Regions from separate parts of the Mus musculus genome. Here region 2 is linked to region 1. The links are chromatin loops, found by intact Hi-C in ENCODE. Cell type or tissue: left cerebral cortex. All regions are shown on one strand. Links, peaks and the distances in the headings refer to the core of each region. The heading gives the core; the rest is flanking DNA.

Region 1 (14,670 bases), core at 6,671-14,670:
TAACTTTCATAAGGAACTCCTCGATGGCTGCCTCCATCACAAGCAGTCACTTCCTTCCAATCACATGGAACTTTGAACATTGATAAAAACAGATTCATACCTTCTGCTTCATTTTGTTCTCTCAGTGTGTTAGGTAAGCTAAATTTTGCTCCACATTTCAGATTCCAGCCAAATTTGGGTCCTCTGAAAGAGCAGCAAGTGCTCTTAACCACGGCCACAATTTTCCAAGTTTTAAATTCTTTCAGCCTTCTCTTCTGTGATATTCCTTGAGCCTCACATAGAGACGAAGAGTTGATATAGAGTCCAGATTAGCGCTTAGCACTCAATGCAGTTGTCATAGTTCGTATCGTTTGGGGAGACTCTGGCCTCCCATAACCATTGACTCATAGGGTGTTATCACATGCCTGGGATTTTCATTTGATAACCATGCCTTCTGGGAGTCACATTGCCCACTCATGAGGGTATCAGATGTGGTAGAGTGGTCCCTCAGACAGGTCCCAAGGCAGTACCACAAACAGGACTGTAGGCTGATGCCTGTTCAGTTCAGTTCACTCCCAAGATCACCTCATCTGTACCTCTCATCTACTCAAGAGGATGCCTGGCATTGAATTATTCTACTATTGGATAAGTGGATGATTGGCATGAGTTTCAAGACTGAAATAGTAACTGTTTTCATAGGACCTACTTCTCATATTAACTGAAATCTCTCTGGTCATTATTTTCGAACCCTTTCCTCTGGTCCCTAATGTATGACTCCCAGTCCCTTTCTCTCCTATTCCTGCCATGCCTTGAGGACACAAGAGGTTTCTTATCTATGACCAGCATTTCCATCTTGTATGGTGGATTCCTCCTCCTTATGATGTAAACGAGAAGAAAAAGAAACTCAGGCCATCAGTGACACCTCAATGGTGCAAGGGTACACTGGAGCTCAGTTGTTAGATTTATTTACTATTGCAGGTTTTCAGTCTCTCCATCTATTAGGAGTTCTGCTAGAAGAGGCCTAACAGAACCAAGGGTGAAAATGTATCGTGCATGCCAGGTGGTGGTGACTGGGTTCCAGGGCATAAAGATCTGGTCTGGTCAGTTAAAGTAAGGGCTTTAAAAAAAATGTCTCTCCTGAGCAGTGGCGACACAACCCTTTAACTCCAGCACTCTGGAGGCAGAGGCAGGTGAATTTCTGAGGTGGAGGCCATTCTGGCCTACAGATTGAGTTCCAGGACAGCCAGGGCTACACAGAGAAACCCTATCTCAAAAAAAAAAAAAAAAAGAAGGAAAGAAAGAAAGAAAGAAAGAAAGAAAGAAAGAAAGAAAGGAAGGAAGGAAGGAAGGAAGGAAGAAAGGAAGGAAGAAAAGAAGAAAAAGAAAGAGAAAAGAAAAAAAGAAAAGACAAAGAAACTCCATTATGATGTAAAATACTCAGAAAAGCCCCAATAAATGGAAACAAGTATTGCTGGTGCTTTCAAATAATATTTAAATAGAAGTTTAAAAATAATATTTAATTAATGTAATAATAGCTTTATATTTAATAGTTAATTGATAAAAATTAATCTGTTCAAGCTATATATCATCATGATGTGATACACACACCCACAAACTGTGTAATGATTCCAAGTCAAGTTAACGCATCAGCATATATGTTGTACATTAGATTCCCAGAGTAAGGTCTTTTTTTTTTAACATGTTCATTTTATATCCTGCTCACTGCCCCTGTGAGTATGATCATCTTACAGCTGTAAGTTGGTACCCTTTGACAAATATCTACCCATTTTTCCTACCCTCCTGGTCCCGTACCTGGCAAACATGATTCTACTCTCAGTTTCTTTAAGTTCAACAATTTTAGATTCTCTATATAAGCACTTACAGTGTTTGCCTTTCTTTGTCTGGGTTATTTGACTTAGCAGATTGTTAAGTTTCAACCATATTGTTCCAAATGTCAGGGTCTTCCTTTTCTGCCTGAGAAATAGTCCATTATACAAATGTGCCATGATTTCTGTGTCCAGTCATTCATTACTGGACACTTAGATGGTTTCCATAGCTGAGTTATTGTGAGCAGTATTCAGTGAGGCTAGGAGCACAGGTCTCTCTGCATGGGCTGGGCTAAGTGAAAGACTCATGGATGGGAAGCACTCAGTTCACAACCAGAACCAAAAACAAAACAGGCGTTTCATCGACTTATTGATTTCATTCCTTTTGGATGTATACCAAGAAATTGGAGTTGCTGGATTATACTGTAATTTTTAATTTGTGTGTGTGTGTATGTGTGAGTGCACATGACCATGCATCTTACAGTGAACATGTGGACATCATCAGGTAACTTATGGGAGTCAGTTTTCCCCTTCCATCATGTGGGTTCTAGGGATCAAATCCTGCCCTTAGCCTTAGCAGCAGGCTCCCTTACCCATGGAGCCATCTTGCCAGTCCTCTGTATTTTTTTTTTTTTTTGAGGAATATCCATATTATGTTCCATAGTGCATGTACCAATTTTATTATTAATATTGAATAAAGAAATCCTAAGGTATGAAATAGGAGAAGAATTATGACAGTAAGTTATTTGTAACGTTGTACAAATGTGAAAACTAGTTCTTTGCTTGCAGCCTCATGATTGAGTCCTTCTATATTTTGTTCCTCTGGTAGAAATACGATGACTCTCTTACCTGGACAGCAATGTCTGTAGATACAATGCCTCTGCAGTTCTTGCAGCTGAAGGAGGCATGTGAGTGGAAGGCTACTGTCTGGAACTTCCTAGAAAGCTCCCATTTTTCTGGCAAAAGACCATTTGGGGCCTTGCCTTTTTTTCCTGTCTGAAATCCAACCTTGATGCTGGAAGTAGAGTAGCCACTTCTTTCTGAGGCTCAAAGGCCCACACTATGTTTCTGCAGATGGCTGTACAAGCTGTATGAAGAGATTACAATTAAATAGGTTAAAGTCCTTACAGCACACAGACAGCTCACTACAAACTAGGAGGAGAGTTTTAAAAGGGGCTGTATGCACTACGTGGTAGAGCATCTTTAATCCCAGCACTCAGAAGGCAGAGGCAGAGGCAGAGGCAGAGGCAGGCTGATTTCTGTGAGTTTAAGGCCAGCCTGGTCTATGAAATTAATTCTAGGACAGCCAGGGCTACACAGAGAGACCCCCACCTCAAAACAAATAAGTAAATAAATATAAAGGAATGAATTAATTAAAAAGGACACTGTTTGAAAGTGTTGTTGGAGATAAGGACATAAAGTGAAAATAGCACAGCATCCTGGGGGTGGTAAGAGCTGGGAGCCATTACAGTCCTTAGCCCAAAGGCTCCTGTGTCTTAGTTTTTAATTTTTTAAAGTGGATATCCTATAAATAGATATTAGCCATAAAATACAGAATACCCACACTACAATTCACAGACCCAAAGAAGGCAAATACAAGGGAGGCCCAAGGGAGGATGCTTTAATCTTTCTCAGAAGGAGGAATAAAATAGATATCAGAGGTGGGTGGAGAGAGGGAACTGCGTGGAAGAGAGGATGGGGAGGGGAATGGGGCAGGGTGATCAAGCATAGGGAGAGCAGGGGGTGGGAAACAGAAATCAGCTATGGAGGGCACTCAATGACATACTAGAGATCTGGGATGGGGTGAGGGCTTTGAGGAGGTACCAGGAAGTCTATGAGAGTGACTCTAGTTGAGACTCCTAGTAGTGAGGGATATCGAGCCTGAAGTGGACACCTCCTATAGCCAGGCATGACTCCCAGTGGAGGCACAAGAACAGCAGCCCACTCACAAAATGTGTCCTGCTTGCAAGGTGTGCAGGGACAAAGATGGAGGGAATGGCCAACCAATCTCTTACTCTATCAGTGATACTCTGTTATGCATGCAAACAGGATAACTGTCCTCTGAGAGGCTCCACCCAGCAGCCAATGGGAACAGATGCAGAGACCCACAGCCAAACATTAGATGGAGCTTGGGGAGTCATGTGGAAGAGTTGGGGGAAGGCTTGAGGGACCTGAAGAGGACAGGGACTCCAGAAGAAGACCAACAGAGTCAACTCACCTGGACCCTTGGGGCTCACAGAGACTGAACCACCAACCAAAGAGCAAGCATGGGCTGGACCCAGAACCCAACACATACGTAGCAGATGTGTAGCTTGGTCTTCCTGTGGATCCCTAATAACTGGAGCAGGGTCTTACCCTGACTGTGGATCCTGTTCCCCTAACTAGGCTGACTTGTCTGGCCTCAGTGGGAAAGGATGTACCTAGTCCTGCATGACTTGATGTGCCAGGGTGGGCAGATACCCATGGGAATCCTCCCCCTTCTCAGAGGAGAAGAGGAGGAGGGACTGGAAGGAGAAGAGGCCTGCGATTGGGATGTACGGTGAATAAATAAATGGATTAATGAAAATCAAACAAAAAAACTGAAGTTTAAAAAGAACATCAATGGGCTGGAGAGATTGGTCAATGATCTGAGCACTTCTTGCTCTTACAGAGACCAGAGTTTGATTCCCAGTACTCTCGTTGACAGCTACAACAACCTAGAATTCTAACTCCAGGGAATCTGATGTTCTTTTCTGGCATTTTATCGAGGTTTCCTACACACACACACACACACACACACACACACACACACATGCACATACCCATATGTGTCACACACACTTAAAAATAATTTTTTAAAATCTTTTAAAAATAAAACAATAATCATCATTATAATAAATAGTGTATACAATATAGCCCAGGCACATTATAGGCTATATCATTAGACATGCTCATGAATTCTCTATAGTATCCATCATACCGTGATATCACACCATTTACTTAGTGATACATCTATCTCAGGACATAGGCTCACGGCTAAACATGATAACATCTGCCCTCATGTCCACTTTTAATCTGTGGTGCCATTTATCATTAAACTATGTGTCTGAGTCACGATTCTTTTAGTTGAAGGCCAGCTCTCATTTCCTCTTGCTGACTGGATCAGGCTTTGGTGAGTCTGTTTAAAATGTCTTAGGAAATATCCCTATTTTTCTCGACTCATGATTTTTGACAGTTTCATACCTGGATTTGTTTTGATAATGGGTGTACCCCATTACCTTCTTGTCTCTCTCCTGCATCACTGAACCGTTCCTTCTTGCCAACTAGACTCTTTTCTATTTTCTTATCTTGTGTCTCCCACTGAATTTAATTAGGGTTGCTTCATGATAGGGGGAGGGGGGCTTTGAACTCACAGAAGCTGCAGTTACACCTGCATAAGAGTGGACCTAGCAGTGTGCCTTTACAGATGGGGGGGGTAGAGGATCCTGAAGACCACCCCTTCCTTAGGAGCTGCTAGCAGTTAATGGTTGAGGGAGAGACATTGTCTTCAGATAATATCTACTAAGGTCAATGAAGGAAGGAAATATGTTGTAGTAGCTGATGAGTCACTAGACTGGGTCAAGCTGATAGGGTTTTTTTTTTTCCTCCCTTTGTCTCTCATGGCTGGCCTCCAAGATCCCACACAGGAGGTAGAAATGACAGCCATCTCTCAATCCCTCTTGCTTGATGGACCTCAGTTGTGGGTTATGTTCTTGTCAGCTTAAGCTTCAGTGCTCTGGCTCTTTCTCCTACCTGATAAAGGGCAACAAAGGCTTGTGCACCCAAGTCCTGGCACTGGGCCCCTGGCTCCCGCCTGCTGTAACTGGTTTTCTTCCTTGGCTCTTGAGTCTAAATCACTGGTCTGGTAGCACGGTTAGATTCCCACATGGCCTAGAGCCCCACCTTGCTTTTCTCCATGGCCCCCGCTACAGCTTTAGCTAAGAACCATGGCCAGAGCCCTCTGATCTGTAAATAGACGTCTGCCTCTCTCATCTTGAGAACAGTGCCTGATTAGACCATCTGTTATTGAGCTCATCCGCTAGTCTTCCCCAGAGTCCTCAACCGAGACCTTGCCCATAGCTCTCAGAGGTCTGCCACACTTGGGCACTGGTGTCTTGCTCTACAACTGGCTCTTCAATGCCCTGTAGCTAAGGAATAGGATTGGAAGCAGTAGTAATATATAAAGATTATAGAAATTATTTTACTGAATGACAACTATGTGCGAGGTGTAGCCTGAGAATGGCACAGGTTCTTGCTTCCATGGCAACAACTCCAAAGAACAATAGACTATGCTCTCTGCATCTCCTCCCCCACTCATTCTTTGGCTCTCTCTAGCCTCTCCTCCTCCACTTAAAGTGTTTAACTCTAGGCCAATAGCAACCTCCTAATTTGCAAATCCAACACTTCCTCCTCCTACATGAACTCTGTGTGGCTTCTAAAGGAAATGGAACACTAATAGCTAAGAGGTCAAAAGGGAACTTGGCGAGGACTGATATTTAGAAGAAGCCACAGGCAAAGGGAGGTTCATAAAGGTGGAAGTGGTTTTCAAAGCCAAACCCATAGAACAAGTCCCCAGTTCCCTTTTGCCTTCTGTTATAACCTTTTAAATGCTGGTTTCTTAGGGGTACAGCTCACCCTCCTTCTCTACCCTGTCCAACCTTTCCTTCACGTGTTACCTACATTGGTGTTCTGTTCAGACTTTCTCTCCAACTGTGAGACAATTCTAATGTGTTTATTCTTTTTTAAGATTTTCTTTGATGAGTACAGGTGCGTTGCCAGCAGGTATGTCTATGAACTACAGACCCACCTGGTACCTGTGGTGGCCAGAAGAGGGTGTAGATCCCCCAGAACAGAGGGTTCCAGACCATTGTAAGCAGCTATGTAGGTGCTGGAAATCAAACCCAGTTTTGTTTTTGTTTTTGTTTTTGTTTTTGTTTTTTTGATACAGGGTCTCTCCATTTAGCCCTGGCTGTTTATTCACCATGTAGGCCAGGCTGGCCTCAAACTCTTACTCCTGAGTGCCATTCAACTCTTTCAAGGCACAAGGCTTGTGGCACTTTGATATAGCAGGCCTACAAAATAGACTCTTTCCAAATTAACACTGAGTTTGCAACTTTTAAGGGTTTCCCCCTTAGTCTTTTTGTCTAAGAATATTAACAACACTATAAAAAGAAGCCTCCGCATGAAAATAATGACCTGCTGTGATGGTCGATATTGCTGATTTGATACTATCTAAACTTACTTAGGAGACAAGCCCGTGGGCAGGCCTATGAGGTTATCTAGATCAGATTAATTAAGGTGGGAATAGATGTAAGGTTGAAATAAATTAAGGTAGAAATAAACTGGGATGCCATCCTGGACTAAATAATAAGGCAGCCCGGTTCCAGCATCCGTGGCTCTCTGCAGATGAAATTCCACCAGCCACTTCCAGCCAAGCCTCTTCATTATGATGGGCTTCTCAGTGAGGGGAAACAAACCCTTCTGTCCTTCAAAGGTTTTTGTCAGGGGATTTTTTCACAGCAACAAGACAACTAATACACCTAAATGAACCGAAAATCACCTTTGGGGTTATCTTTTGCTGTGTAGGCTTGTCACCTCCAAATCTGAGCCGTGCTCAGGCCCTGCACTTAGCCACCGTGTCCACTGTCCTTGTCCTGCAGTCTGGGAGACCCTCCTTTGAGATGACAGATTTGCCTTAGGCGCTCCCTGTGCTCTCATCACTTGGGACCTACACGGCAGGCAGCTCTTCTCCAGTGCCTGTGATAACAGTTTCCAGGGCGTGACGCTCCTACACAGAAGATGCTCCAAGTGGACCTAAAGGACAAAGCTGTAACCTCCTCCCCGAACACCCCACTGAAAGCCACAGAGAGGAGGGTTGGCAGGGTTGGCGGGAGGGGCTCCATCTTGGCGGAGCCCCGAGGGCCACGTCGCCACGGGCTGGGGGGGCGGGGCCCGCGGGTCACGTGCCGGGCCTCCCGCGCACAGCTGGAGGCGGCGCTCGTCCTCCCCACGAGCCGTGGAGCCCGTGGCGCGCGGGGCATTGTGGGCCGAGGGGCGGGGGTTGGGAAGATGGCGGCTCCCAGCCTCCTCAACTGGAGGCGGGTTTCCTCCTTTACCGGACCGGTGCCTCGCGCCCGGCACGGACACCGAGCCGTGGCCATCCGGGAGCTGATGATCATCTTCGGCGGGGGCAACGAGGGCATCGCGGACGAGCTGCACGTCTACAATACCGGTAGGCGGCGGCTCGGCGACCCCGCCTCGGGACCGCGGAGGGGGAGGGGAGGAGCGGCGGACGCGGGCCTGACAGCTGTCACCGCCGGGTCGCCGCTACCCCAGCCGGGCAGGCGGCGGGGGAAGATCGGCTGGGTCGGCAGCCCGAGCTCGCAACGTGTTGGAAGGCGGCTCGGTGCTCGCGGTTCCGCGGGCTGGACGTGACTCCACCGGTAGACATCGAGACACCCCGGCCCATCCCTCCCCGTGGACCCGAGACGGCGGGTTCCACGGCTGGGCCTCCACCCTAGGGCCGGTCACTTAAGGGGTGGAGATCCCGCCAGTGTCAAGAACAAAACCCACCCCAAGGCGGGCCTCGGTGGTCTTTGCCTTCCCCCAGCCCCCTTCTTAGAACCTAGAGAGTTGAGGGGCGGGGAGGTTCTCCTGGCTGCCTCTTCAGCGTAGGTACAGTTAGTACCGGGCGGAAGCCCGCAAGACAGTTCTCTAAACTCGCGGCGGAGAGAGTTGTGGGTGAACGCGGACTGGTCTCTGATTAGCCGATGTCTGTAGTGTATGTGCTCTGCCCTTCCGGGCTGGTCCTCGCCAAGGGGCTGTCATAGCTAAGGCACCGCTGCACAGCTCGAAGTGTCACTTGTTAAGGGGGCAGGTCTTGACCTCCGTGCTGGTTGAAAGTATATTTTCTCCACTTACAAGTAGTCTAGCAATCATAGGAAACTAGTTAAGGCTAGATACTGAATTTGGTGTCGTTTTAGTTCACAACCTACAACTTTGATGAAACAACTTGATCACAGTAGTCCTCTAAAAGCTAAAAACGGTAGGAGAAATTTTGTTAGTTTTGACTCTCCTCAGTACTCCAACAGAAAAAGTTTTGAAGATGTTTGATTTGGTATAGTGTAAATACCCTGGGCTTAGAAGAAATTGGGTCTGTTTTGAATCTTGCTTTGGCAATTGTTCTAAATCAGCATTAAAGTTACCACGTCTTTCTAAATCACAGGTTTTCCACTTCTTTAATGGGGGGTGACACCAGGATTTTTTTTTAAGAGTACAATGATGCAGAACAGGTTTTCTTTTCCTTTTTCAATACAGGTTTCTCTGTGTAGCCCTGGCTGTCCTAAGACTAGCTCTGTAGTCCAGACGGGCCTCGAACTCACAGAGATCAATGAGCCCCTCGGCCTCCCAAGTGCTTTACTCGGACTAAAGGCATGTGCCACCAGTGCCTGCCCCAGATCTGGGTTTTCAACAGCAGCATTATTACATTTTGGGACTGGTGATTTTTGGCTGTGGCTACTACCTTGTATGTTGTAAGATGCGTGCTGGCATCCTCAGGCTCGAGCCATGGGTTGGTAGTTACACCTCCATCCCAGTTGTGACAACTATATATGATTTTAGACATTGTAAAATCAGTATTCTTGGGGGAGCAAAATAGTCCCCAATTGAGAACTGTTGGAATAAAGGATGGATATGCATGCATGAATGTATGTATGTATGTATTATTATGTAAGTATATATACACATATTCTTTGATTATATGTATAGATCCTTTGACTAATATATTTATCACTCATGGAGTGTGGTAACTTGTTATAATTTATTTTATTTTATTTTTCAACTAGTTACAAACCAGTGGTTCCTACCAGCTGTTAGAGGAGACATCCCTCCAGGCTGTGCAGCCCATGGATTTGTCTGTGATGGGACTAGAATCCTAGTGTTTGGGGGAATGGTTGAATATGGAAGATACAGCAATGAGTTATATGAGTTACAAGTAAGTATATCTTACATTTATTGTTTTCAGTGTGAAGAGCTAATGAAATTGTCATAGTTTTTAAAGGGATGACAAGTATTTTATTAGTACAGTGACAGAAACAGATGCTCTGCATTTTATAGCTTCAAAGAAAATGTTTCCACTTCTACTAACAAGTCAAAATATCTGCTGTCTTGTCATAGGTGTGGTATGACATTTATAGCATAAGGGTATCTAGCCTTCAGCAGCTCTTTGACACAGTTGTCCTTTAGTCTACAACACAAGCACCTCCCAACTGATGACAGCAGATTGCTGGAGTCTGCCCCTAGGTGTTTGAAATCAGTATTGTCTGTGGTGGAGCCTGGATGTTGGCGTTTCTACCACCGAGACTGTGCTTGCAGTGTCTCGGTATGAAAGGAATGGTTTCCTTTAACAGTAGGAACTATCCTCCTCTGTAGTCATGCAGAGAGAGGGGACAGTTTCACCTGGGCTTTCTAGGTTTGACTTGCTTGTTAAACCAGTCAGTCCTCATTGACTAATCTCGCTGTGTTCCAAGGACCATCCATGATCATGAGAGTATCTACCACTTGACATATGTGAATGGGTTGTACTTATTTCCAAGCAAGCAACCATTTCATATAATTGAAAATAGAGAAGATTCTCATGGCTAAAAGAATACATTTTGGAGTTTGGTTTTGTTAAATGAGTTTTGTTTACTTAAAGGTTATTTAGCATTCATGGTTTATCTAATATCTAAAAGCAAGTTTTTATGAATTGCTTCTATTCTTAAAGTTCTACATACAAATACTTAAATTCTTTTCGCTTGGAAAAAATTAGAAGTGATAGTACTTACTACTACTTATTATTATTAGTATTAGCTTATAGAAGATTAGTCTGAATGTCTATTAACACATACATATACACACATATACCTACATATATACTTACAGCTTTGTGAGACAAATCTCACATAGTCCAGGCTGCCTTTAAATTCACTCAGTAGCTAAGGTTAGCTTTCAACTCCTGATCCTCTTGCCTTACAAAGTCTGGGATTACCATAGCCAGCCTTACTCGGATATACATTTTACTCTCAGAAGGTAGCCACTTCTCTTGAGTCTGATGCATGCCTTTAATTCTAGCACTTGGGAGGCAGAGACAGGCAGAGCTCTTAAGTTGGCGGCCTGGTCTACACAGTGAGTTCCAGGACAGCAAGGGCTGCATAGTGAGACCTTGTTTCAACATATAAATCACTAGTTAGATACTTTTTTGTCATTTGTCCCCAGAGGAGCTTATTGGATCTTCCGGTGAGATTCAGATGTATTCGTATGGTGTTTCACTGTTGAAAGTATAGAAATAGAAATGTTTCCTGCTTTTATATGAATATGTTCTTTTTTAGGCAAGTCGTTGGTTATGGAAAAAAGTGAAACCCCAGCCCCCTCCTTCTGGTTTCCCTCCTTGTCCGCGGCTTGGACATAGCTTCTCTTTATATGGTAACAAATGCTATTTGTTTGGTGGTTTGGCAAATGAAAGTGAAGATTCAAATAATAATGTCCCCAGGTACGCTCTCTTGTAGACCAAGTCTTATTTTATATTTAGGTTAAAATATTTTATCTTTAGTTACTGTAAGGCTTAATTTTAGATTTTATATTTGAAACTAACAATAAACATGTTTTTTTTATGTGTTTATGTTTTTGTAGTCCCTAGGGAATAGTTTTCAAACATTTACTAGTCATAAATAATCTTATTAAATTGATACTTGTATAATTGTTTATGCCAATTATCTTTGTATGTCTTGAGCTATAACTCACATTAAGTGGGTTATACCAAAACAATAACATGGTTATTTTAAAATTGGTTTTATCTGAAAAGTTGGTATAAAATATAGTTATTAAATGAAAGCCATTGTTGTCATATTTCATATATTCAGTTAGGCTGTGTTACACCTGGAAACACTGCCCTTCTTTTTCCAAGATAAGGACTTTTCCTTTGTACTTGCTTTTTATTTTTATTTTACTTTTTCTATTTGTTTAACTTTCTATTACTTTTTTTTTTAAACATGCTCTTTTGTTTTTTTCCTGTGTAAACCAGGCTGGCCTAGAACTCAGAGATCCTTCTGCCTCTACTTCCCAGGTGCTGGGATTAAAGGCATGTGCCACCACCACTTTATTTACTTATTAGGTTTTTCCAGACAGGGTTTCTCTGTGTAACCGAGTCCTGGCTGTCCTGGACTTCTGTAGATGAGAACATACAGGTCCTCCTGCTGGGATTAAAGGCATGTGCCACTACACCCAGCCAAACTTTTTATTTTTCAAACCTAGCTGAATTCCAAGAATTGTTTGGATGGCATTATAAATGGGTTTGATTTCTTAATTTCATGTTTGTATATTCATTGCTAGAATATAGCATATATTCAACTGTGTATATTGACACAGTTGAAACCTAGATGAAATCATTTCTTTTTTTTTTAAAGATTTATTTATTATTATAAGTAGGTACACTGTAGCTGTCTTCAGACGCACCAGAAGAGGGTGTTGGATCTCATTACGAATTTTTGTGAGCCACCATGTGGTTGCTGGGATTTGAACTCCGGACTTTCAGAAGAGCAGTCATTGCTCTTAACCGCTGAGCCATCTTACCAGCCCCAAATAATTTCTTTTTAATCATTTTCAAGTATTAAAATTTTTCTTTTGGACTCTATAAGCATTCTTTAAATAAGAAAACATTTTCTTTCATATGTTACAAATATTTATTTCTGGTTTTTGCTTGTTTGGTTGCTCTTTTTTTGAGACAGGGTTTCTCTGTTTGGCCTTTATAGCCCTGGCTGTCCTGGAACTTACTCTGTAGGCCAGGCTGGCTTCTAACTCACAGGGGATTCACCTGTCTCTGCCTCTCAAGTTCTGGGATTAAAGGAGATCACCACCACTCCCCAACTGTGTGTTATAAGTTTTTTTCTAGGTCTTTGCTTTAAACAAGTTTGTTTTTCTAAGTTTGACAACATTTCCTTTTACTATTTTGTGATTCTATATCTTGGGTAAGAAGACAGAAATTATAAAGAATAATAGTTCTGTAATTCCTTCTAGTACATTCATTTTCTTTTTATTGTGTATTTGTAATTACTCTTGTAAATACTGCACGGCTTTCTACTCTTCTTCCTAGTTCAGTTCTAGTAATCCCAGTAGTGAAACAAGCAACTCTTCTCATCTTTTTAGAAACAGAGCCTCATATAGCCCAAGCTAGCCTCAAACTTGATGTGTAGCTAAGGATACCCTTGAATTTTATATCCTCTTGCTTCTATCTCCTAATGGCTGGATTTACAGTTGTATGTAACTACACTGGGTTTGTGCAATGCAAGGGATTGAACCCCAGGCTTCAGTCTACCAACTGTTCATTCTAGGAAGGCATCCTACCCTGGCGATGGAGCTCCACCCTGGTGGATTGTAATTTTTTTTCATGTTTATGTATATATGAGTGCTCAATTTACATGACAGAAGAGGGCATCAGATCTCATTATAGATGGTTGTGGGCCACCACATGGTTGCTGGGAATTGAACTTAGGACCTGCTGGAAGAGCAACCAGTTCTCTTAACTGCTGAGCCATCTTTTCAGCTCGGATGGTAATTCTTAAATAACTATGTCTTTTCTAAGATTTCTGGTTTTACAAACTATACTTTGTAAGCCAAACTCTCTTGTTTATTCTTTTTGCTAGTAAAGTTTTATTGTTAGTAAAGTTTTATTGTCATGCCAACATTGATTTAATTATTACAATACTTTGATTACCTTTATGTTAAATAGCAATTCTGTTCTGTTCAGTCCCCAGCACTGCCAAAATACCACTCCCCAAAAAAGATCCTTAGCAGAGTTGAATAGTTTCACAGATTTTTAGCTGGGCAGTAGTAGGGCACGCCTTTAATTCCAGCACTTGAGAGGCAGAGGCAGGTGGATTTCTGAGTTCGAGGCCAGCATGGTCTACAGAGTGAGTGCCAGGGCTATATAGAGAAACCTTGTCTCAAAAAACCAAAACCAAAAACCAACCAAACAAACAAACAAACAAAAACCCAGATTTTTAGGCCCCAAAATCCAAAAATGTTTATTGTCTCTTTACAGAGAACATTGGCCACTTCTCCATTAGACGTCTCCTGTTTCATTGATATTTACCTTGCTGGCATTTATTATGGCATTTGGTATCCATTCCTGGCATATGTCTTTGATAAGAATAGACTTTTTTAAAACTTACAATTTTATTTAGCTTTATTTCTCTCTCCTTTAAAATAATTTAAGTTCATCTGTGATGATGAATTTACTGTTTCTTTAATACATTTTTAAATTCCATTATTACTCTTTGAAATGTGAGCTGCATTTATTCCTAAGACCTAGTTACACATCACTTTTTTGTTACCAAATTATTTCATGGTTTGCTGAATTAACATTGCTAGCATGGTATACATGTGTGTGTGTAGATACATGTTTCATACACACACACATATGCACATATATATACATATATATATACACATATGTGCATATACACATTTATACACACATACATACATACACACGCCATACCAGTGAAATTCTTCTGCGTTAAAATTTGATCTTAGCTGAGTATGATGGCCATGCTTTTAATTATAGCCCCTGAGAAGCAGAAGCAGTCACAATTTGTGAGTTTGAGGTCAGCCTGGTCTACATAGTGAGACCCTGTTTAAACAAGCAAACAAACAAAAATTTGATCTTTGTCTGTGAAGTACATTCATTTTTTTTTTTTTTAGTCATGTTGTGTCTTTTGATATTGCTTAAGGTGGATCTTTTAAAAATGTTTATTATTTTATATGTTTGGATTTTTTTAAGATTTATTTATTATATTTAAGTACTCTATAG
Region 2 (15,356 bases), core at 3,613-11,612, 47 kb before region 1:
TGAAACCTTGATCCCAGCTGTGCTACGTCATGCCGTCGTCCAGCGCCAGATGTGCTCAGTTTCCCCGGGCCCAGGACAAAGTTCATTACTACATTAAGCTGAAGGACTTGAGAGACCAACTGAAAGGCATTGAACGCAACGCGGACGTTCAGGAAGTGCAGTATACATTTGACCTGCAGCTTGCGCAAGGTTTGTTACCATCCCCTTCCCTCCTCAGCTTCCTGTGTGTACAGAACAGAACGAAGTCGCAGATTTAAAGCAGGAAGAAAGAAGATGGCACTGTAGCCAATCGCTATGATAACAACTTAGTGTCTGAGCACAGGTCCCTGTACCATGGTTTCCCAGTACTCTGAGTCCAAGGAGCATGTCTCGTCCTAAAGCTGGGTGCAGTGGACTTTCCCAGTTCTCACAAGCTAATTCAGTGTATGCTATAAATAACGTGAAGGGCAATAGCAGAGGCTGGAGAGATGGCAGTGGTTGAGAGCACGTGCTGCTCTTGCAGAAGACCAGGGTTTGGTTCCCAGAATCCACTCCAGGCAATTTTCAGACACCTGTAATTCCAGTTCCAGGGCATCCATCAGGCATCTGCGTGCATATAAACTCATGCAGCCTCACACACTTATAAATAAAAAATAACATATCTTAAAAGGAAAATAACAATAGCAAATTATATGACTCGGCTGTATTTGCACAGAAAATACAGCTTTTATACAACATCAGTTTCAATCCTGCTTTTCCCTCCCCACAGAGGACGCAAAGAAGATGGCTGTTAAGGAAGAAAAGTATGATCCAGGCTATGAGGCAGCTTACGGCGGTGCCTATGGGGAAAACCCATGTAATGGGGAACCTTGTGGCATTGCTTCAAATGGGCTAAGTATGTTTCCTCCAGATTCGTCCTTTCTGAGGACTGGGCTGATGGGAATAACAGAAAGAGTGATTGTTGAAGATTTAGAATACTAATGTGTAATGTAATGAAGTAACTAAAGCTTCTCACATGTGTTGGGCTATTTATTTATTTATTTATTTATTTATTTAGGTTTTTCAAGACAGGATTTCTCTGTGTAGCCCTGGCTGTCCTAGAACTCACTCTGTAGACCAGGCTGGCCTCGAACTCAGAAATCCTCCTGCTTCTGCCTCCCAAGTGCTGGGTTTAAAGTCATGCTTAAGTTGGCTTGTAAACCAATCAACTTGTGTTTCCCTCCTTGAGTGGCAAATGATGATTTGTTGATCCTCGGTCTGAAAATCTATTAATAATTTATCATTGTTTTTAAAAACTCAGTATTTTAATAATTCTCTAATGCACTTTTAAAATCTCCTAATTAGATCCGTTTAAATTTGACAGTGAACTAAGATTTTTTTTTCTCCCTTCCCAGCAGCTCACAGTGCGGAGCCGAGAGGAGAAGCGGCCCCCAGCGATGTTCCGAATGGGCAGTGGATGGCACAGTCGTTTGCAGAGCAGATCCCTTCTTTTAATAATTGTGGGACCCGAGAGCAGGAAGAAGAGAGCCACGCTTAGGAAGGGTGCCTCTCAGCTCGGGCTCAGGGCTGCAGTTCTAATGCAGACCTCAGGACGGAGAGCCTCAGTGTGCTAACTGAGGGGCTTTAGTGTTAATGGTCCTTTACGCTAGTGGTGTAATTATATATGGAGCAGTTATATGGTAGAGTCAACTGTATGAATCTATGTAGTTTGGAAAGGAAAAATAGGGTGTTTTGTACTTGAGTTTTGTATTTTAACTACCCATCATTCCAGCTTTTTATATACTATATTTCATTTATGAAGAAACCGGTTTTCTCTGAGGAGTCACTTCAATCTGTAATTTTAAAAAAGCAACAGTCGGAATATTTATAGTTGATTCTTCACTGTGCATACCTATATATGCCCTTATCCCTTTAAATGCCTAAGTAGGGCATGCTACTAAGAATCAAGCTGGTGAAAGGCAGATGTGCCTATCTCTGTTGGAAGCCGACTAACCCTCCGCCCTCCGTGGACTCGAAGCTGGAGGTGGACTCAGAACCCTCTGGGTTGCAGTCACACGCAGACCCCCTTACTCTCCCAGTAGTGTGTGTGGCAGTTGCTTGGTAGTAGAAACCTAGTGGGGCCTGAGCCCTGCCGTTGGCCTCTGCCTCTTGTGGTTCCTGAGAAGGCAGTAGAACCTGGACAGTTGCCACCCCTCTGTTTTACTGAATCCCCCGTCAGTGTTCATCACTGTTGTGATTTTATCCCGACATGGAAAGCGCTAAGAAATGAACTTTCCAGTTAGCCACGCGCTGCTGCAGGTGTTTGATAATCCTGTTTAAACTGGTGCTGTGTACATGGGATGTACTGATACAGAACTTCTCTTCTAGGGAAAGCTAATCATTTGTCAATGATTTAAAAATTATTGTCACTACTGTTGATTACTGTGGACTAAGTGAGCCTCGTGAAAGAGCTGATTGGAATTTGTACCTTTGTGGCTGCTCATGCATTTTCCATGGTGCTACAGACAGCCTGCCCGGGCTGGTGGCTAGGAAACGTGCGTGTTCAGCGATGCCTAGCGCTCTCACTCCTGAGCACTCTGACTTGGTGCCCACCCCTGGCGCGTGCTGGTTTGGCAGTATGAAATGCCCACGAGGGTTTTGTATCTCACAAAGGTTATGTAGCCTGTTCTGTGAACAATGAGGGAAGCAGTCTCTTGGTGGAAATTTTAACATGCCTTTAGCTGTGGCAGTGATGGGCTTTCTTTTTCCTTCTGTCTGGGTCAGGTTGTGCACAAGTCATGTTATTTGGAAGGTGCACTGCACTGCTGTTTACATGGGCATTTTATGCGGGTGCTTTGAAGTGCCTTGCATCAGGGATTAGGATCAATTGAATTCTTTTTTTCATGGGACTATGTAAAGCATGTAGTATTGCCTTGGTATGTAACTATTGTAGTTTTACCATGGAGAAATACCTTTAAATTATAACTCTGGAGAGCAGCCATGAGGACCCTCTGTACTTCCTGGTGCTTTTCCTTAACATGGTGGGTGAGTAGCGAGTGCGGGGCACCCTGTACATGGCAGGGTGGGGCGTTCTCATTAAATAATACTGAGATTTTAAACATGCGCAGTCTGAGCGTTTTTACAATAAACATTAAGAATGGCTATGCTTAGTATACAGGTTTTCCTCCAGCAGGATTTAATGGTATTCCTCCCCACTGGAAACCTGAGGATGGCTTACTTTCTCTTACATGTCACATGACAAAAATCACAAAAGCTTGAATAGTTTATTTTTACAGATTCTACATTTTTTTAATTTATAATTTTGTAAAAGACAAGACTAGCAACCTGTTTTTAAGAAAGAAAACCCTGCAGCCAGATGTGGTGGCCCAGGCCTTCAGTTCCAGTACTTAGGAGGCAAAGACATGAGGATCTTTGTGAGTTTGAAGTTGTGAGTTCCAATTTATCCAGGGATATAGAGAAAGACCCTGTTTGTTTGTTTGTTTGTTTTTGAGGCAGCGTTTCTCTCCGTAGCCTTGGCTGTCCTGAAACTCACTGTATAGACCAGGCTGGCCTCGAACTCACAGATTAAACTCTTTCTGCCTCCTGAGTGCTGAGATTAAAGGTATGTGCCGCCACCACCCGGCTAACTTGTTTCTATTATTTTGAAAACATGTATGGATATTTTGCCTTCCATATGTGCATCACATGTGTACCCAGTGCCTGTGAAGGCCAGAAGAGAATGTCAGAGCCCCTGGAACTGCCATGTGGGTTCTGGGAATCAAAGCTGGGTCCTCTGGAAGAACAGCCAACACTCTCTCCAGCCAGGGAGATCCCATCTTAGAAGTAAAACAAAAGAACTGCTCCCAAAATATCTAACTGAGAAAATAGAGATTTTGAAAATTTTCAGATATAGTTGTCATTCAGGTTGAGACTTGGGGTACATAGCGAGACCCTGTCTCAAAACACCAAAAGAAAAGAATGAGTAGGGGCTGCTCATGGCAATCGTTTGAACTTCAAGAAGTTAAGTCTATCTGTGTGGGCCTTGGTTCAACTTGTACACAGTAGTATTTGTCTCTTACACCATAGGTCATATATATCAGAAGAGTTGCTCTTAAAGAACAGTGTTAGAAGATACAGAGGGCCCGTTCCATTTTTATCCAGGGTGTATTTTAACTGTTGGAGTGTTTCATCTATTGTGATGCAGTTTAAAGATCCCTGCAGGGTCAGGAACAAACCAGCTTTCCCATAAGTCATTGTGAACACTAGGAAAGTCCCAGGGTTTATGTCTTCCATTCCAGTGGAGTAGTTTAGCTTCCTGCAGGAAGTGCTCCGAATATCTTGCATCAGGGTTCCAGCCTTCGGTGTGTGTGGAGGGAAATAAACAACAGGCTTGTTAGTGACGACGATTTTATATGGAACCTTGGATACAAGCTATGGTAAAAGTGTCCAGTTAGCAGGAGTCACACCTTAATAAGCCCCCTTGGTGATAACCATACATTACATAAGCCTAAGGTTATGATAGTGAAGAGATCTTAATACTGCCATTCCTCGGAGTGTTCTACAGTACTTCTAGAAGGTCATGCAGATATAATTTATATAACAAATATCCTCTGCTGTTGTTTTTTCCATAAACAACAATGAAACTCCATTGAGTGTAGAGAAAATATGGTCAGCCAGGATCATGGCCTTGTAACAGTGTCAGTTACATGGCACTCTCTGCATTGTCAGAAACAATAGAATCTGGCTCTTTACATTTCTTGCCTGATTCCAAACCTTATAGGGAAAACGGGATTCTTTTCCTCAGAAAGGTTGTGCCCTTTCTGCATATCAGCAGTTAGTAATTCACAAGTGTCAAACTGAGTCTGCTCCAGGGTCTGTCCTTTTCCTTTTTCCATTTTGCACACGTGTCTGGAAAGCCAACATTGATATCAGGTTTCTTCCTCAATTTCTCTCCAATATTGAAGCAGTGGTCTCTCACTTAAACCCAGAGCTTACTGGTGTGTCTGGTCTAGCTAGCCAGCTTACCCAGAGAACCCTGTCCTAGCTATCTGAGAGCTGGGGTTACTGATGGCCACTAACTATGCTTGTTGCCTTTTGCAAGAGTCCTGGGGATCCAAAGTGGTGTCATGCTTGCTTGGTAAGTGCTCGTATCCACTGAGCCATATCCCCAGCCCAGCTTCATGCTACTTGTTACTGACCTCCACTTTGATGGGATTTTACATCTATGGGAACAGAGTTTTGGCCTGATAGCATTAAAGTGCAAGCTGTCTTAAGGTCACACTCAGTAGGCTCTGTACACTGGAGCATCGCAAGATGGAAGTTCTATGCTGAGCATCACTCTGTAAGCTTTAGATACTTTGTTTTAAATTTTATTTTTATTTTACATGTATTGCATGAGAGTGTCAGATCCCCTGGAACTGGAATTAGAGACAGTTGGGAGCTGGGAATTGAACCTGGGTCTTCTCAAAGAACAGCCAGCGCACCTAACTGGAGCCATCTCTCCAACCCTAGTCAGAATCTTGAATCCTGGAATGCTCACTTCCCTCTGGCAACTAAAGACACCATTTGCATTTGCAGATTCTGAGCCTGAGGGTTAAGGCAGAGAGGTGGCCAAGGTCACTCCTAGGGCCTGAACCCCTGGGCTATAGCATGGTGGTGTTCGCTGAGTAAGAAGTTCACTTCCCCTGCTTCCTGGAAGGACTTACCGAGGTGCCGTATGTGCCACAGTGGGTTGATGGTGGAATACTTCCCGTGAAACACAATCAGCATGGGAGAAGTGGCCACTCCTCCTCCCAGGGAGCTGCTGTAGAGGTTTTCTCTAAGAATGGGATTTAAAAAAACAAAAACATTTGGTTAGAAGCCCTCACTAACAGGAATTAGATAGATGCTAATGTGGCTGGTCCTAAGAGAAAGAAGGCTTCTCTACTTTCCCCCCAACTCCTATTTTTTTAATCAGGAGTTTTTGTTGTTAGAAACGGGGTCTCATGTAGAGCAGATTGGTCTTGAAGTCCATATACAGCAGAGGAAAACCTGGAGTCAAGCCTGCTGCCTCCACTTCCCGTGTGCCGGGATTGTAGGCACGCACCATTAAACCTTATCTCCCATGTAGAATCACAGTACTTGGCCCAGAGCCACTGTCTCCCAATGTATGTCACCTAAGTCCACACTCTCACATGTGTCACCTAGATTCACGATGTTAATACTTATTAATATCCTGTCACTAACTCTCAGGGTTTTTTTAATGGTAGGCTCAGAAGATCAAATTCTGATCTATAGTATTTACAATTACATACAAGTTCAATGGTACTGAGATACATAGGTGTAGGAGCTGGAGAGATGGCCCAACAGTTAAGAGCACCTTCGGGACTCTTACAGAGGACCCCCAGCATCCAGATGTTGACTCTCAACTGTTTGTGACTCCGGTTCCAAGACTTCCAGCACTCTCTCTGGCCTCCAAGGGTAGCAGGCAGAGGCATGCATGTGGTGCAGACATACATGGAGGAAGCAGAACACCATATGCATAGAATTAAAATTAGTTGTTTTTAAATGGGGGAACTATAATGAATAATTTTAAAATATATAAGATATTTTAAATTTTAATATAAATATTTTAGATACTATAAATATTATAAATATAAAAATAATAAAGACTGATAGGAAAGACGATGATGTGGTAGTGGTTGTCTTAGTAAACTTTTTGTTGCTCTATTCTAAAAATTTGATAACTAAAATTCTTAAATTTTAAATTAAAAGTCACTTTTAATGCAAGTTCTGGGGAGAAAACTCACTCAGTAAAGTACTTGGTGGATCTAGCCCCGGAACCCGTGTGAAAACTCTATGCTTGGAATCCCTGCACGAGAAAGGTGGAGACAGAATGGCCAGTGCCTGGGCTAATTGCTGAGCTCTGGGCCAGCAAGAGATCCTGTTTCAAAAAGAGCTGAACTGTGCTGGTGAGGATGAACCCTGAAGTTATTCACACATACTTGTGCACCCACCCATACACACATGTGCAAACACATGCACACACACAGAGAGAAAATAAGCATCAAAGAAAAGTATTTTTTAAAATGCTGGCTCTATGAAATTAGCCTTAAAAGTAGGTCTGTGGCCAGGTGTGATGGTACACATCTTGGATCCCAGCATATCAGAGACAAAAGCCAGCCTGGTTTCTTAGTGAGGCCCAGGCCTGTAGATGAGGGCTACATAGTGAGACCTTCACAAAAAAGCAGTCCAGTAAAAGAAACTCAGCTAAGATAAATGAAGTTTGCCCCCCCACCCCCAGTGGAAAAGATTCAAGCCACATTATTAAGCAGCTTGTTGGGAAGAAGAAAGGGCAATTTCTCAGACTTCTGTCACCTGGGGACAGATCGTCCCCATGCTCCTTGGTTGACAGATTCTGTGAGAATCTGACCTCAGGTGTCCTGTTTTGTTTTGTGTTAATTCCTGAGCCACACAAAGATGAGCCGAGCCACTTGGTCCCAGCTGGGAGCAATGGTGGCAGAGAAACCTGTCCACATACTCCACATTCTTCTGCATCCACTTTTCCAGCTGTTTGGTGATGCGCTGGTGTTTCCATTCAGTCATGTTGGCAACAATCACACCAGGATTGAATGAGCAGGTGCTGGGGCTGATGCCAAGGTCCTTTATGGTCTTCTTCCGGTAGTCCAGATAGCCCATGTATGTGTTCTGCAAAAGAACAGGGTGGAATCTTCTGTTTAGGGAAAATGGTTTACATTCTTGAAGCTTTTGTACACTATCTCTGAGCTTCCTACTGCCCACTGGCAGCTTTCTGCCTTCCTTTGGTGGGTTTTGTTGTGTGAACAGGGTCTCACTTTGTAGCTCTGATCATCCTGGAACTCACTATGTAGACCATGCTGGCCTCAAATTTACAGAGATCTGCCGCTGCATTTCCAGTGCTGGAATTAAAGACATGTGCCACCATGCCCAGCATATGTTTAAAGGTGTGTGTGTGTGTGTGTGTGTGTGTGTGTGTGTGTGTGTGTGTAGAAAGCAAAGGACAACTTTTATCTTGGGTTCAAGTCAGACTTCCAGGACAAGTGCTTTTACCCACAGAGCTATCTCACTCTCCATTGCTGGCTTTACCTCCTTTCCAGCTTCTGAATGCTGGGTGCCCTGCTCAGTCCCAGCACCTGCTACTTGCTTGTCTGACTCCACTGACAACCTTTCTGCTTCAGGGCCCTACATTCCATCTGTGTGACAGCTCTGACCTCTCTAGCCTTCTAACTGCCACATCTGCCTTCTTGATGCTTAAGCAGGTCCAACAGTATAATGGGCTGAGAAAGAAATTAGGGAAATGACACCCTTCACAGTAGTCACAAATAATATAAAATACCTTGGTGTGACTCTAACCAAACAAGTGAAAGACCTGTACGACAAGAATGTCAAGTCTCTGAAGAAAGAAATCAAAGAAGACCTCAGAAGATGGAAAGATCTCCCACATTTATGGATTGGCAGGATTAATATAGTAAAAATGGCCGTCTTGCCAAAAGCAATCTACAGATTCAATGCAATCATAGAGTTAGAGCAATTCTCAAATTCATTTGGAATAACAAAAAACAAAAACAAAACAAACAAACAAAAAACCCAGGGTAGTGAAAACTATTCTCAACAATAAAAGAACTTCTGGGGAAATCACCATGCCTGACCTTAAGCTGTACTACAAAGCAATTGTGTTAAAAACTGCTTGGTATCGGTTCAGTGACAAGCAAGTAGAACAATGAAATAGAATTGAAGACCCAGAAATGAACCCACACACCTATGGTCACTTGATCTTTGACAAAGGAGCTAAAACTATCCAGTGGAAAAAAGACAGCATTTTCAACAAACGGTGCTGGCACAACTGGCAGTCAACATGTAGAAGAATGCGAATTGATCCATTCTTACCTCCCTGTACAAAGCTCAAGTTCAAGTGGATCAAGGACCTCCACATAAAACCAGATACACTGAACCTAACAGAAAAGAAAGTGGGGAAAAGTCTAGAACACATGGGCACAGGGGGACAGTTCCTGAACAGAACATCAATGGCTTATGCTCTAAGATCAAGAATTGACAAATGAGACCTCATAAAATTACAAAGCTTCTGTAATACAAAGGACATTGTCAATAGGACAAAACGGCAACCTACAGATTGGGAAAAAAATCTTTACCAATCCTACATCTGATAGAGGGCTAATATCCAATATATACAAAGAACTCAAGAAGTTAGACTCCAGAGAACCCAATAACCCTATTGAAAAATAGGGAATAGCTGGGCAGTGGTGGCGCATGCCTTTAATCCCAGCACTTGGGAGGCAGAGGCACGTGGATTTCTGAGTTTGAGACAGCCTGGTCTAGAGTGAGTTCCAGGACAGCCAGAGCTATACAGAGAAACCCTGTGTCAAAAAAAAGAAAGAAAGAAAGAGAGAGAGAGAGGGAGGGAGGGAGGGAGGGAGGGAGGGAGGGAGGGAGGAAGGAAGGAAGGAAGGAAGGAAGGAAGGAAGGAAGGAAGGAAGGAAGGAAGGAAGGGAAAGAAAGAAAGAAAGAAAGAAAGAAAGAAAGAAAGAAAGAAAGAAAGAAAGAAAGAAAGAAAGAAAGGAAGGAAGGAAGGAAGGAAGGAAGGAAGGAAGGAAGGAAGGAAGGAAGAAAGGGAAAAAAAGAAAAGAAAAGAAGAGAAGAGAAGAGAAGAGAAGAGAAGAGAAGAGAAGAGAAGAGAAGAGAAGAGAAGAGAAGAGAAAAGAAAAGAGGGAACAGAGCTAAACAGAATTCTCAACTGAGGAAACTCAAATAGCCGAGAAACACCTAAAGAGATGTTCAACATCCTTAGTCATCAGGAAGATGCAAATCAAAACAACAAAGATTCTACCTCACATCAGACAGCATGGCTAAGATCAAAAACTCAGGTGACAGCAGATGCTGGCGAGGATCTGGAGAAAGAGGAACACTCCTCCATTGCTGGTGGGATTGTTGTAGGCTGGTATAACTACTCTGGAAATCAGTCTGGCGGTTCCTCAGAAAATTAGACATAGTACTACCTGAGGACCAAGCCATACCACTCCTGGGCATATACCCAGAAGATGCTTCCACATGAAATAAGGACATATGGACCACTTTGTTTATAGCAGCCATATTTATAATAGCCAGAAGCTGGAAACAAACCAGATGTCCCTCAACAGAGGAATGGATACAGGAAATTTGTTATATTTACACAATGGAATACTACTCAGCTATTAAAAACAATGAATTCATGAAATTCTTAGGCAAAGGGATGGAATTTGGAAATATCCTGAGTGAGGTAACTCAGCCACAAAATAACACACATGGTATATACTCACTGATAAGTGGATATTAGCCCAAAAGTTTGGAATACTCAAGATACAATTCACAGACCATATGAAGCCCAACAAGAAGGAAGACCAAAGTGTGTGTGCTTCACTGCTTCTTAGAAGGGTGGGAAAAATATTCACAAGAGGAAATATGGAGACAAAATGTGGAGCAGAGAATGAGGAAAGGCCATCCTGAGTCTGCCGCACCTGGGGATCCATCCCATATACAGTCACTAAAGGACGCTGTTGTGGATGCCAAGGAGGTTGCTGGAGAGGTGCTAGCTGACATGAACTTGATATGGCTGTCTCCTGAGAGGCTCTGCCAGAGCCTGATAAATACAGAAGTGGAAACGCATAACCAACCATTGAACTGAGCGCAGGGTCCCTGATGGAGGAGCTGGAGAAGGGGCTGAAGGAGCTGAGGAGGTTTGCAGCCCTATGGAGGGAGCAACAGTGTCAACCAGCCAGATCCCCCAGAGCTCCTAGGGACTGGACCACCAACCAAAGAGTACACATGGAGGGACCTGTGGCTTTGGCCAAGTATGTGGCAGAGGATGGCCTTGTTGGACATCAGTGGGAGGAGAGGTCCTTGGGCCTGAGAGTGTTCAATGTCCCAGTGTAGAGGAATGCCAGGGCAGAAAGACAGGAGTGGTGGGTGGGTGGCTGAGCACCCTCATAGAGGCAGGGGGAGGGGGATGTGATAGGGGATTTCCTAAGGGGAGACCTGGAAAGGGGGAAACATTTGAAATGTAAACAAAGAAAATATCCAATAAAAAGCAAGCAGCTCCAACAGGCAGATTGTATGGAGTCCTATCTTAAAAGTTGGCTCCCTGCCAATCCTGTTTCAGTAGATAGCATCTGTATCCTTGTTATTTAAGCAGAAGCACAATCATTAAGCCATCCTTAGCTCCTCCCCATCCAAATTTGTGGATAAATCCTGTTGTCCCAACTTCAAAATACTTCCTGACACCAGCTAGCTTCAGCACCTAGTGTGGTCTTCCCATTGCTGCCCACAAAGTGCTACTTATTCCCCCTTTTAGAACAATTTCATTTTATCTTGCATGCATGCATGCATGAGTGTTTTGCCTGCATGTGTGTATATGTACTGTTGAAAGAAAGATGAAATTTCAAGACCTGTAAGTCATATAAAGTACTCAGAAATTGCTGGTTGTTTGTGAACCTAGAGGTTGCCTGGGGCTGAGAATAAAGAAAAACAAACCCGGGTATGCCCCGTAGTTAAAACATTCCTGGGAATAGCTTGACCATAAGATAAAGAGGAATGTGAGGACATAACAGGGCTACCTTAACTGAGTCAACAACTCACAGAACTCTGACACCCTACACGTACATGTAATTTTTCTGCTGATGTTTGAATAAGCCAATAGTGTGTTGCTATGCTGAATTCCACACCCCTAAGCCCCTTACCCCATAAAAACCCCTAGCTTTTGAGCCTTGTGGCCGACATCTGTTATCTCCTGTGTGGGATGCATGTCGGTCTGGAGCTCCGTCATTAAACTACCTCATGTAATTACATCAGGGTGGTCTATTCATGATTCTTTGGGTGCACGCTGAATCGGGAATTGAGTGGGGGTTTCCCCACTAGGTTCTATCACTGTGTGTGTGCCTGGTGCCCAAGGAAACTAGAAGAGGGCATTGGTTCCCCTGGAACTGGAGTTACATTAAGATGTGAGTCTCAATGTACTGGGAACCAAACCCCTCCTAGCCTGTGGTGATGAGTAGTGTTACAGCTACCCCTTTAGAGCATTCTCTACACATTGGACATCTCACAGCATCCCATTGTATCTCACAAACACAGAAGAGTAGACAGCGTCTGTGCCATGCTGCAGATTAGAAAAGCGAGACTCCACGGGGTTACAGAAATTGTCCTGAGAGGGTGAGAAAATGGAACCCCCATACCGTCCCCATCTCCTGGTAGTTCCCACTGGCTTTGGATGGGTGGATCATGATAATTTGGACAAAGGGCCAGAGAAAAAGGATAAAAGTGTGATTCTATGATGGCATGCCCACCTGTAGTCCCACAAGTCGGTGGATGTCTTGAGCAGAGGGTAAGTCACAGTCGTCTGAAAAGGCCGCTGCATGGCCCAGAGCCAAGGTGGTGTCATACAGCTCCTGGATATCGCCTGCATTTGGAAGTATCAGCAGATAGAACACAAGTATCTCAGGACTAGACAGAACCATCCCTTAATTCCTAACTTCAGTAGAGCAAAGGTGCAAGGCTCCTATTTTCCCATGGCATTGCAGTGTTCCTAAGAACATTTCAGCTGGAGAGATGGCTCAGTGGTTTAAGAGTACTGTCTGCTCTTCCAGAGGACCCAGGTTCAATTCCCAGCACCCACATGGTAGCTCACAACTGTCTGTACCTCCAGTTCCAAGGGATCTGACATCTTCATACCAGTGCACATAAAATAAAGTTAAATAAATCACTTTAAAAAAAAAAAAAAAGGAGCTGGGCAGTGGTGCACACACCTTTAATCCCAGCACTTGGGAGAGAGGCAGGCAGATTTATGAGTTCAAGGCCAGCCTGATCTACAGAGTGAGTTCCAGGACAAACAGGACTACACAGAGAAACCCTGTCTTGAAAAAACAAAAACAAGAGTTCCAGAACAACCAGGGCTACACAGAGAAACCTTGCCAAAAAAAAAAAAAAAAAGCAAAAACCAGCTCACTCAAGTTTATCGAGGGAGCCACTTGAAACATTCAGATGGGTGTTGATCAGGTCTGAGAACACAACACACACACACACACACACACCCAAGTGCTCTCAGTGATGCCTTACCTCTGCATGTTTTAGGAATGCAGAGATGCTACCAAGGAAATTACTGCAGACTTGGCAATCAGAGAGGGGCCTTCAGAAGCCACTAGATTATCCAGAGAAGTATCAAACCCTGCTTTCAAAATATGCCCAGTTTTTGTTTGTTTGGTTGGTTTGGTTTGGTTTGGTCTTTGGTTTTAAGGTAGGGTTTCTCTGTGTAGCCCTAAATGTCCTGGAACTCGCTTTGTAGCCACACTGGCCTTGAACTCAAAGATCCATCTGCCTCTGCCTCCCGAACACCACCACTGCCCGATCTCAAAATATGCTTAGTTTTACAACAATGCTGTATTCGCTTTATATAAAGTGTTTGAAGTCACTAGGTAGCTAGTTACATGGGAAATGAAGAGAAAAGATAAGTCGTTCTGTTTGGCAGCTGCGCCCTTCCATGATTGTCTGCAGTCAGTGAGCATACCTTGTACGATAACATCATCATCCAAATAGATGACTTTCTCATGCTGGTGGACAAGCAGAGGGAGATAAAACCGAACAAAGTTCAGCTGTGAAGACAGAGAGACCGTGGTAGGAAAGGGCAAATCGCTGAAGGTTACACCACACTTGCAAGTAAGCTTTGACCATGCCTGTTTAGCCCCATGAGTGGAATGGTATAGGAATAGGCTAAATAAAGCAAAGCCCCACCTGGCTTCTTAGTACCTGATCCTCTAGTCTCAGGGGATGAAACCAGGCTGGCCCAGAGAATCTCTCCTTCATCCAGGCCCCCACTCACTGAAGCAGTGCCCACATCCCATTCAAGGATGCGATGTCCTCAAAACTTCCTAGTCAGTCTTTTAGGGTACAGACTTCCAGCTTTCTCTACCTTTCATCAGTTAGATAATTCATAGCTTTAATACACACACACACACACACACACACACACACACACACACCAGCAACAAGCCCAGTCTTTAACTTCTTGTTCCAGAAAACAGTCAGAGCAACACGAGTTTGTAGGGTTTTCATTAGTGGTGTTCAATTATCATAAGCAACTGACAGTAAGTGACTGAGATTAGGAAAGAGTGGTGTCACAGACAGAGGCTTTAGAAGCTAATTAGAAAGGAAGGATTTAAATAAACTGCATATAGCAGGTGGCTAGTCTCTACAAAATTGCCATTAGGAACTGCTCTTGGACTGAAAAGATGGTTCAGCGGGTAAACATGAGGAACTGAGTTCGAATCCCCAGTACCTACATGAACAGATGAGTGAAGCACACTTATCTGAACCCCCAGTGCTGGGGATGACAAGTTGGGACTGGAAGGAGGGGTGAGGAACTAGGGGGACACTGGAGAAAGGCTTGCTTGGGCTCACTGACACATAAGCATATAACACACACACACACAACTGTTCTTTATGAAGGACACTTCATATGTGTGGGCACTCTTGCAAGAAAAATGACCCCTAGCACTAGGAAAAGGACTGGCTTCTCCTCAAACATGTGGCCAACACCAAGGCACATAGCTGTCGTGCTGCTGGCTTTCCTTGGCTTCCGGAAGAATCAGAGCTAACCAACGATTAAGCAAAGAAGTTACAAGAGCAGAGGTGTTTTGGATGATTTTGCTGACCTCACGACTCCGCCTACCTCCAGCTCCCAACTGTAGCCCTCCTTCACGCACACATACGTAGTCTCCATTTTTATGCCTCGATTCTTTTCAGTAGCTTCATTATGCTTATATAAACCCTAGCTTTCCTGGAGCAGGTGGCTGCTGAGTTAAAAATAAGCAGAGCTTCATGGAGATCTAGCACACTTGGGACTGAAATATCCTATGTGCACATCAGATGGCTAGAGCTCTACAGGGAATGTGGATGCAGGACTGTCCCTACTGTCCCCACTGTGTGCATGACTTGTATACTCACGGGCTGGAGCAGCTCAGGCCTCGATGAGTCTGGTCTAATCTTCCCCTTGAGGACTGTAGGATTGAACTCCACAATTTTGAAGTTTATTTCTCTCAGTTTAGAATGTTCGATCCATTTTCTAAAGAGATAACAGAAAACTTCAGGTACACGTTTCGAATCTTTCCTGAATTTAATCTGCATATCCTTCCCGGGGCTCGTCTGCTCCGGGAAAGTTACAGTTAAGTATATGTAGGCATCGTTTCCACGTTATAAAGCCTTCTGATTGCTTCGCCATCTGGCCTCACTTCCAATATCTCCTCCTCCCCACCCTCAATCTCATAACTCATTCTGCAAAGGAAATGAACAAGGTAGTAATAACTGAGTTGAGTCCTACATCCAAAAATCCACAGGAAACT

Evidence for each region. A loop is a pair of places that touch in the nucleus more often than their neighbours do. Peaks named below come from ENCODE experiments on the same cell type or tissue, not always from the same donor. Only the 100,000 strongest peaks of a DNase experiment are listed, where the experiment ranks them.
Region 2: a loop joins it to region 1, with 2.1 times the contacts of the local background. A loop is called at or near these places in 13 of 42 quality-filtered maps.

Annotation. Positions count from the first base shown.
Region 1 is chr10:82,691,252-82,705,921 of GRCm38, forward strand. Hcfc2 (host cell factor C2) reads left to right here and starts at 7,863. Exons shown (of 14, transcript NM_001368720.1): 1 at 7,863-8,055; 2 at 9,668-9,816; 3 at 11,192-11,352. The coding sequence starts at 7,893. It also overlaps a transcript of Glt8d2 not described here. In left cerebral cortex, for the core only: a CTCF peak has its summit at 10,105; DNase peaks (open chromatin) are centred at 7,867, 8,269, 8,494, 9,282 and 1 more place; H3K4me3 peaks cover 3,281 bases; H3K27ac peaks cover 1,962 bases.
Region 2 is chr10:82,647,205-82,662,560 of GRCm38, forward strand. Glt8d2 (glycosyltransferase 8 domain containing 2) reads right to left here. Exons shown (of 10, transcript NM_029102.3): 5 at 14,962-15,079; 6 at 13,526-13,610; 7 at 12,309-12,421; 8 at 7,478-7,644; 9 at 5,664-5,776; 10 at 3,229-4,314. The coding sequence ends at 4,145. It overlaps Tdg (thymine DNA glycosylase), which reads left to right. Exons shown (of 10, transcript NM_172552.4): 8 at 18-189; 9 at 749-874; 10 at 1,374-3,595. The coding sequence ends at 1,516. Among named protein-coding and RNA genes, the nearest start is that of Tdg, 25 kb to the left of the region's middle. In left cerebral cortex, for the core only: no CTCF peak of the experiment used is centred there; no DNase peak of the experiment used is centred there.